3 separate regions of the Mus musculus genome follow, and all the other regions are linked to region 2. A link is a contact called in ENCODE Hi-C or POLR2A ChIA-PET data. All regions are on one chromosome and are shown on one strand. Each heading gives the region's core, a stretch centred on a gene start or an enhancer-like site at or near the end of the contact. The rest is flanking DNA. Distances are from core to core; before and after follow the strand shown. Region 1 overlaps Fbxw11 (F-box and WD-40 domain protein 11). Region 2 holds the start of Fbxw11 (F-box and WD-40 domain protein 11). Region 3 overlaps Fbxw11 (F-box and WD-40 domain protein 11).

Region 1 (3,165 bases), core at 8-2,507, 52 kb after region 2:
ACATACGTATATATTTATTATTGCATTTATATATTTATATCTAATATTAATTAATTTATCTTAATATTAATGTTTATCAATTAATATTAAGCCAGGCATAGTGGTATATGCTTTACTCTCAGCACTTGAGAAGCAAAGACAGTAGGGTCTTTTTGAGTTTGAGGCCATCCTGGTTTATGTAGTGAGTTCTAGGGCAGCCAGGGAAAACAACAAAACAACAAAGTTTTTGAGTGGAAGTACTGAGGATTGGTCCCAGGGCTTCTTGCTTGCCAGGCAGGTGCTATAGTGCTGATCTGTGTCTATTGCCTCCAGTTTGTCTACAGTGTTCTTAGAACTCATGGTAGCCCAGGCTGCTCTCAGACCCGTGGCAGTCTTCTATGTTAGCTTCAGTACAAGATACCACATCCAGCTAGGCAACCCTTAGTATATCGGTAACGTGTTTGTTTATTGAGATGGGGTTTCCCTGTGGTATCTTAGAACTCACTCTGTAGTCTGGGGTGGTCTTGGACTCAGAGATCCACCTGCCTCTCTTTGCCTCCCTCTGCTGGTATCAAAGAGATTCGTCACCTCACAGTTTATAATTCCCTTTCTAATACTGAGAAGTATGACTCAGAGTCAAAGCAATAAATACACCACAAAGCAATAAATACACCACGGCTAGAGACTAAGAAACACAGAGAGCCCTGGAATGAAACTATCTGGGGATACAGCTCAGCTGCAGAACGCTTGCCTAGCGTGCATGCAGTAAGGGACTGGATTCAGTCCCAGCCACTAGGGTGGAGAAAAAGAATCCTGAGAATATTCTCCTCACACATGCTCTGGGCAAGGCAGCTCAGGGGACAAAATAAAGCATAACTGAGTGGGGTGGGCGGGCCTGGGATGGAGGCATCAAACTTTATACGGCCTACTAAAGAGATTTAAAGTAACCTGCTTTTCAAATGTGCATACGAGTGACAAAAGCTAACCATATGCTAAATCACAAATAGAGACGCAGCATAGACAAGAAGACTAGAAAATAGTAGTTTGTGATTTAAAACATCCTAAAGCCAGGAATAATTCCTATAAAGTTAATTCTTCAAAAACAATGCTACAGAGCCACACAGCAGCCTGGCATTCAGGAACTGCGAGTGTCTGTGGACTGGCTCTCTGGGGACTGATCTGGGGTTTGAGGCCTGCAGAGGCTGAAAGCATACACGGCTGCCTTAGTGCTCCTCAGAGAGCTTCCCTTCCCAAGAACCAGGACAGATTTCTTTTCCACGTGAGCTAGAGAACCTACTTGTCTTACCCCATAAAAAGGCTTTTGTGTGTGTTATTTTTGGAGGTGTCTGACCTATGCATGTTTTCCAACAGCAAGACCCAGTATAAAGTTTGATGCCTCCGTCCCAGGCCCGCCCACCCCACTCAGTTATGCTTTATTTTGTCCCCTGAGCTGCCTTGCCCAGAGCATGTGTGAGGAGAATATTCTCAGGATTCTTTTTCTCCACCCTAGTGGCTGGGACTGAATCCAGTCCCTTACTGCATGCACGCTAGGCGATCGTTCTGCAGCTGAGCTGTATCCCCAGATAGTTTCATTCCAGGGCTCTCTGTGTTTCTTAGTCTCTAGCCGTGGTGTATTGCTTTCACTTGGAGGTTTTTTCTTGGGGCAGGGAGATCTTCTTAAAGTTAGAAAGGTTTATTTCTATTTATTTACAATATTTTTTGGTTTATTTTATTTTATTTTTTGTTTGTTTTTTTTTTTTTTTTTTGAGACAAGGTCTCTCAGCTGGGTAGTTGTGGTACACACCTTTAATCCCAGCACTCTGGAGGCAGAGGCAGACAATCTTTGTGAGTTCAAGGCTAGTCTGGTCTCCAAAGTGTGTTTTAGGATGGTCAGGGCTATACAGAGAAAGACTGTCTTGGGAAAAACAAAAAAACCAAAAAAAAAAAAGGGGGGGGGGAAGGAGGGAGAAAGGGACAGAGACTTTGTGTAGTCTCCTACTGCATTAGCTAGAACTTGCTGTGTAGACAGCTTGCCTTAGAGTTTGCAGAGATCTGCCTGCTTCTTCCTTCTGAGTGCTGGGATGAAAGGTGTGTGTCACCACAGCCCCGGCCTCTGTAAAATTCTTGGATGTTAGGTGATTGATTGGTTCTGTGTCTGTGATAGCTGTGGGAGCTCCTCAGCTCTCTTCTTCCATCACATGGTCCCAGGCATTGATCTCAGGCCCTCAGGCTTGTGGGGAAGCACCTTTCCCTGTGCTGTCTGTCTGTCTCTGTCTCTCTGTCTCTCTTTCTCTCTCTCTGATTTCTGACTTTTGGGGTAACACCTTATTAACAAGTTTCCTTATTTATTTGAATTAATTTTGGGAAATTTGAGAGGCTCGTATCTAGAGTCATTTGTCTGTCTGGTTGTTCTAGCACCATTTGTTGAAAAGGCGTTGTTCCTTGCCAAGATTAAGATGCGCTGGCCTTAAGAATGTGGTCCATATCCTGCTGTAAGCATCGTTACAGGATGGTTTTAACTTTTTCAGCTTTTTAAAAAAATGTATTTTTATAGTGAATGGATGTTTGCCTGTGTGTATGTCTGTGTGTGTGCCTGGTGCCCTTGGAAGCCAGACCAGGGCCGCAGAAGCCCCAGGGTCTGATTGTCTCAGGAACCCAACTTTGTTCCTGTTTTTCACTTTGTTGTTTGTTTAATCCCATTTGTGGTCTTATGAGGGATTCATAGACGTTTTAGGATGGATTTTTCTTTATTCCAAAAGCACTTGAGATTCTAACAGACATTGCCTGACTCTTTGGTAATACTGACTGCTTAAGTCTTGTGTTCTCTGGACACAGGTTATCTAGATGTTTGTGTCTTTAATTTCTTTTAGCAACATCATCTGTTAGTTAAAATTAATGATGATTACAGATATTTGTGAGCCACTATGTGTGTGCTGGGAACTGAATGAACTCAGTTCTCTGGAAGAGCAGACAGTACTTTTAATTACAAGCCATCTCACCAGCAACCCCTCCCCCCTTTTCGGGCTTTTTTTTGAGTCATGGCATCTGTGAACAGAAGTTTGACTTTCCTCCCATCCTGTTGAAAGGATTGATAGTTCTGAGTTTAGCAGAAAAGTTGACTTTTCCCAGTAAGTGTGGTGTTAGCCATAGGGGTTTTGAAGATGCTCTTTATTAAGTTGAGGAATT
Region 2 (2,896 bases), core at 167-2,666:
ACAGATTACTGTAATGCCTTGCTCCCTGGGAATCGTTAGAGTACTAAGTCATCCTCTTTACAGGGGCAAAGAATTGAAACAAACTTGAGAAGCAGGCAAGCAGGCACTGCTACTGTGAAGTGGGCTGGGTACAATGAGCCAGGCCCTTGAGACACTTTATAACAGCTCTGACTGCCAGGTCTCCTGTAAACATAAACAACTTAACAGTCCGTCAACATTAGACAAGGCCATTCTGTGGCCTTAGCTTATGGATCAAGACAAAAACAAGACCACCCCATAATCATTTGTGAACACAGATAAAACATGGACATTGTCCAAGTCCCTGAAACACAGCTACAAGACTAAACACTTGAATCTGGCTAACAGGAGAGGCTGTCAACAATTACTGGATTAGTTTTAATCTAATATAACTTCCCATAGATAAGGCTGAGGTGCCCAGTCTTATACCCCCACTTCCCGGCAGTATCTGCTCCAAAGCCCCTTCAAATCCTTTTCTACATTACCTAAGGTCTCTTACTGAGACGTCCCTGCTTCATCATGGTGTATGTTCATTTCTACTTCAGCTAGGAAAAAACCCACCTTGTTCAACTATCAGCGTGTTCCTGGGGGCTTTTGGTTCGAGGGTATTGACAGACTTGGAAGTCACAAGGAGTTAGAGGTTCTCTGAAGTCTCTAGATGCGTTTCTTCATATCATTTCTAACTCTTAGTCAATGTCTGCTGTCTTCCCACTAGAATTAAGCTGAATAAGAACAGAGGTCTCTCCGGTCATTCCCAGTGCTTAGGGCAGTACTAGTAGAAACTGAATGCTTAAAAATAAGTGTCTTCGGCCGGGCGGTGGTGGCGCACGCCTTTGAGGAGGTGGAGGCAGGCAGATTTCTGAGTTCGAGGACAGCCTGGTCTACAAAGTGAGTTCCAGGACAGCCAGGTATACAGAGAAACCCTGTCTCGGAAAAAAAAAAAAGTGTCTTCAAAATGTATAGCTTCTTTCTCATGGCTCAGCTCCTCCCAGTCAGTGTGGCAGATCTCCACACACCGCTTTCCCAGCTCAGTCTCCAAACTCTTAGATGCCCATCTTCCTTTAATTGTGTCTTCGACCTCGCGGGCCCCCTCCCACACTTCCTAGTGCAACCTGGGACCCACCTGTCTCCACCATCTGTCCCTACCAAATGCAACACACACGGAACGGCAGCGCTGCAGCCTAGACGACTAGTGGGCACCGCAGACACCCACTGCGCATGTGCGGAGATCGCTCGCTCGCACTGCAAAGATCTCCGACAAGTGAGGAGTTGCCTCGGAGTTTCCGTCCAGGTCCGTGCGGCTACGGGCTGCCAGGAAGTCAGGAACGACCAACCGGAAGAAGACCTCGCGCGCGAGGATTTCTGGGACAAGTAGTCGCGGCGCTCGCGAGGCCCTATCGCGAGCAAGCCCTAGATACTCCAGCTCTGCACGTCCGGCACTCACAGCCCTGCGCTCCCCTAGGTGCTCTCTCCGGTGGCAGAAGCCGGCAGATTGGACCAAGCGGCTTCTTGCTCCCACAAAGCTGCGCGAGCCGCCGCGGCTGCCGGGAGTTGTAGTCTTCGCTGTGCGTCCTGCGTCGGCCGAGGGTGAGGGCGGAGCTGCGGGCGGCCCGGGCGGGCTGGCAGCTAGAGTGGGTGCGAGAGCTGCCTCCACCGCCGCCGCCGCCACCGCCTCCTCCGCCCGGGCCGATCGCTGCTGAGCGGAGAGAGCGAGGCGGGGCCGCCGGGGCCGCCATGGAGCCCGACTCGGTGATTGAAGACAAGACCATCGAGCTCATGGTGAGTGCGGCCCACTGGCCTTCAGTTCTTCCGGCCGGCCGGCGGCCGGGGGGCCTGCCCACCCCGGCGTCCGCGCCAGGCCAGCCCTCGTTCCCCGCCGCCTGGGCCCGGCCGCCCCCCTGCTATGGCTCGTTGCTGACGCTTCGCGCTCTTGGGCCGGCACGGCCTCCACTCCCCGCGGCTCCCCCAACCCCCTCCTTGCCGGGCTCCGGCCAGTCTCCGGCGCCCCAGCCTCGCTCCTGCCGGAGCCACTGCTCACTCTTGCCTTGCCATCACACTCTGTTTTTAGAAGGGGATTTCTTTTTCCCTTCCCTGGATTCCTCTGGCCGGGCCTGCATCGCGCCTCCCAGCCTCGCTCAAGCTGAGGGTGATGGTGGTGGAAGGGAGTCCGAGACCAGTTGGAGCCGCTTCGGCCTCCATAACCTAGGCGCGGGGGGTGGGGTGGGGTGGGGTGGGGTGGGTGGTAGGGGTGGGTCTCAGCACCCTCGCCCCAAGCTACCGCTGTATGGATGCCAGGATAGCCCCATTGGACTGGGATGTTGGGGGTGCCTACGAGTCTGAGGCTGTTCCGGATAAGGGGCCTATTTTCCGGGCCCCTGCGGTGTCAGGCTTCTTGGACAAAGGGTTTCCTACCCTGCCGTGAAGGATGTTTGTATAGCAAGGCCCTAGGTACTCTTGAATTCCATCCCCCAGGAAAGGGAAACCATAACTTTTATCATTTGGGAAATGAGAGGGGAGGGAGAAGAGGTCGCGCTCATCACTGCCACCCTCTCTTATTTTAATAATAAAAAATGGGAGGGGGGTTTCTTGGCCCACGGATAAGCAGCGATCCCTGTACTGTTAGGAACCATTGGTAGCCAGCCTGGTCAGGTCTCCCCGGACACCCCTAACCCGTTTCTGACCTCAGACTTGGTGCTAGAAAGGTTTTTGGAAACAGGACTCTGAGTCTGGGAAAGTGAAGGATTTGCTCATTGGCGGAAGAAATAAAGTATGGCTGACTGGTATTACCTGCCAGTTTGAACGTGAGGGAAATCAAACTGGGCCCAGGAGAGTTGGGGAGGAAATCAGCCTCTGCAAATGAACATACAAAGGGCTTCTT
Region 3 (3,174 bases), core at 353-2,852, 34 kb after region 2:
ATCCATCTTTTCTTTTCCCCTAACTGCCTCTACTCAACATTTCAGGGTTTCTCTCCTCCTCTGGATAGGTTGTCTATGTGTGGTATATATGTGTGTTTATACATTGTCCAGATATCTTCCTGTGTCTAGGGGAAAGTCTTGTTTGTTTGTTTGTTTGTTTGTTTGCTTGCTTGCTTGTTTGTTTTACTTTTTTCTGTGCAAATAGATTTTTATTGAATGAGGTGCGGTTGAGGACATTCAGCTGAGGACATCTCAGGCATCCTGATGTGAGTTGGATGAAGGTAATGGTTGATTTGGTGAGAAGGGAATTACAGGAAATCAATGCAGATTTCTAAATCAAGAAACCTAGGAGAGTTTTGAATTTTGTGATTTCTTGCTTAGCAGAATTATGACAACATACCTCTGTGTATTGCTTTAAAAGAATTGCCTCTCTGAGAAGGAATTAGGCAGGAGATTCAGAATCAGGCAGGAGATAGGCCAGTGAGAGCCTTTGTGAACACTCTGCAAGCTGGCCAGTGAGAACACAGGATGGTGGCAACTACTTTATTTAATTTGTGGTTCCAATGGTAATTACCCCCTTTAATAAACTTTCAGCTTTTGAAAAATGTCAAAAAGTTGTTACTCTTGCCTTTTACCACCTTCAAGTGCTTGCCGGTTGGTGATGAATCTGGCAGAATCAGTAAGCAGCGAGCACCTTCGGTTCGGGTTCCTTGGCCAGTGCTTTGTTTGCCATTAGAGTGAAGAGGTATCCATCCTGATTTATATTTGCCATTAATACTAGAGCCTAGTATGAATAATTCCATGTTTTCTATGAATAATCTTAAATTAGAGTTCTGGACATTAGAAGTAGCTAAATATGAAATTGTGACAAGTGTATATTGGAGATTTTATGGCCCCTGGGATGGTCCTTGTGAGAGTCTGTGGGGCTTGAAGATGAGGTTGTAAGAAGAAAGGCTTGCTTGGCATTGCTGACGGTTGGTGACTAAGTGGGTCAGTACATATTTGTTCATATTGGTAAATACGCTATTCAGGGTCAATTCCTCAGACCTACTATAACAGTAAATAAAGATATTTAAGATATTTAAAAATACACAGGAAGGGAGGGAGGAGCAGTCAGATTGTGAACATAGCTGATGAGAAGATAGTTTCTATTATTTTAAAAAAATAACAACTTGAGTTTCCAACCAAGTCCTGAAATTTAAATTAGAAGCAGCTCAGATCAATTACTGTTAAGGTTTTAGCTGCATTTTATTTGATGTTCTTAGATTAGTGAGTATAGAACTTTTGGTTTTTGCACCTATTCAAGTTGGGCCCGTGTCTTTCTGTTTTTTTAGGCTTAGGGCAGCCTTTGTAATAAGGACTTTCTTATTACACAGTGCATGGATTTCCTGCAGTAGCCTTTTTTGTTGAGTAAAGACTGTTTCCAGCAGTGTGTCTGGCTAGTTACCCATAAGATAACTGAGTATGGGATGGAGCACTCCTAACATTAGACTTTTAACTTGCACTGTCTTAGTCCTCATCTTGCCCTGGAAGGTTGCAGGCCTGCTGAGCTGAGAGCGGAGATGTCTGACTAGGAGGCTTTGGCAGCTGCTTTACAGCGCAGGTGGGAGGTGCCTGGAGCTGCTGTCTCTGCAGTCCCTCTCTGAGGCAGATTGTCAGCTGTGGAGCTGCTGTTCTAATTTAGGATTACTAGGATCAGCCCCAACTCAGACCTGACAGTGTGAGGTTTTTCGACCAGAAGTTGCATCTCTTTAAATCTATTTTCCTATTCTGAATATTGGAAAAGTAATGTGCATAATGATGGAAGTGCTGGTGAGCTGTGGTTGGCGAGGCGACCTGGTCACATCTCAGGGACCACTGCCGTCATTCTACAGCATCTGTGGTGGGTGGTAGGAGATAAGCTCTGGGAATTAGGCCTTTAAAGGTTGGGTTGGTTGGTTGGGTGGTTGTTGTTTTGGTTTTTTGCTTTCTAAATAAGAGTTGGACATGCTGGCAGACATGGGAAGGCTCAGGTTAGGATCATGAGGTTGAGACTAACCTAGGCAGCACAGTGAGAATTTGTCTCAAAAACAATCAATCAAAAACCCCAAACAACACCAAAAAAGCAGTGCAAGTAAGATGTTCAGTAGGTAAAGGTGTTTGCTACTCAGCCCAGATGACCCGGAGAACCCTGTCAACCACATGGAGGACAAAAGGAGAGTTCTGACTGTTGTAACCTACCCCTGGACCTCTAGGCCTGTACCATGGCATGCGGGTTTTGTTCTCAGTCCCCCACCCCAAATAAACAAAACTTACAATAATAAAAGAAGCCAAAACAAGCAAACAAAACTCTTCTGGAACATGCAAATTTATGTCAGACTTTAAAAATGGTGTGAATCAGGTTAGGTGTATAGTTCAGTAGCAGGATGCTTTCCTGGAACTCATGAGTAAGTTTTATAAAGGAACAGGACCATTTACTGAATAAATGAAAATTGATTGCAAGTGAGCTTCGTTAATTTGGTATTAGTCAGAAACTGCTGCTGTGATCCTCTTGCTTAGGGTCTGAGTGATTTTGTGATTCAGCAAACTAAACAGTTCAGAAAGAACATCAATCTGTGGGTAGGAATTCCACTCATGAATCACTTGCCTGGCAAAGGTCCTGGGTTCAGTCCCAGGACTGCCAAAATGAAAAACAACAAAATCACCAAGAGAGTCCTAAATTGAACTATTGAGGATATTTGGGACTTTATTTAACTTGAGTAATCCATGTAATTAACATGTGATGTGGGTCTTTTCTCTGACCATACAGTCTGATAGAACTACTATTTCAACTAGTATGTGTAATAATGTGTGTAACGGGGCCTCTGGGTAGAGAGCTCATTTTAATAGAATCACTCACATGCCTATGGACCTTAGATAGCTGGTGTTCAAACAGATCATCTGTAGACCGAGATAGTGTGCTCTTCAGGACTTACTGTGAGACTTTACCGTGACAGTTGTCATAGTAGGAACGGGTTAGAGGAGGTCAAGAGATGGCAGCTACTTTCATTGTATTTTACAAAGCTGTTCTCATGTCTCTCTGAGGTTGCTTCTCTCTGTTGCAAAATGGTTGGACAACAGACTCTGTCCTGTAGCAGCAGACAGTTCCCCACTGTATCTCCCAAGGCAAGCTTTTAATAAGTACTCAGGTTGGAA

What was found. Hi-C counts contacts between places; a loop is a spot of excess contacts on that map. ChIA-PET counts read pairs that join two places held with the same protein, here RNA polymerase II (POLR2A).
Region 1: a map of left cerebral cortex shows a loop between it and region 2 (4-fold over the local background). The contact joins the enhancer-like site here to the promoter of Fbxw11 in region 2. A Hi-C loop is called at or near these places in 18 of 37 maps with a recorded cell type or tissue (adrenal gland, gastrocnemius, heart and 4 more). POLR2A ChIA-PET finds 5 or more read pairs at or near these places in 5 of 5 experiments (Patski and embryonic stem cell).
Region 3: POLR2A ChIA-PET joins it to region 2 with 40 read pairs in embryonic stem cell. The contact joins the enhancer-like site here to the promoter of Fbxw11 in region 2. A Hi-C loop is called at or near these places in 4 of 37 maps with a recorded cell type or tissue (heart and left cerebral cortex). POLR2A ChIA-PET finds 5 or more read pairs at or near these places in 4 of 5 experiments (Patski and embryonic stem cell).

Annotation. Positions count from the first base shown.
Region 1 is chr11:32,693,305-32,696,469 of GRCm38, forward strand. All of the region lies in intron 2 of Fbxw11 (F-box and WD-40 domain protein 11), which reads left to right. Among named protein-coding and RNA genes, the nearest start is that of Fbxw11, 52 kb to the left of the region's middle. Within about 2 kb of position 1,258, at least 1 of the 3 ENCODE cell types and tissues checked has a DNase peak (open chromatin) inside an H3K27ac peak, as active enhancers do; it is left cerebral cortex, where a contact is called at or near this core.
Region 2 is chr11:32,641,139-32,644,034 of GRCm38, forward strand. It overlaps Fbxw11 (F-box and WD-40 domain protein 11), which reads left to right and starts at 1,417. Exons shown (of 13, transcript NM_001271347.1): 1 at 1,417-1,797. The coding sequence starts at 1,753.
Region 3 is chr11:32,675,397-32,678,570 of GRCm38, forward strand. The region is part of intron 1 of Fbxw11 (F-box and WD-40 domain protein 11); the gene reads left to right. Among named protein-coding and RNA genes, the nearest start is that of Fbxw11, 34 kb to the left of the region's middle. Within about 2 kb of position 1,603, at least 2 of the 3 ENCODE cell types and tissues checked have a DNase peak (open chromatin) inside an H3K27ac peak, as active enhancers do; they include left cerebral cortex, where a contact is called at or near this core.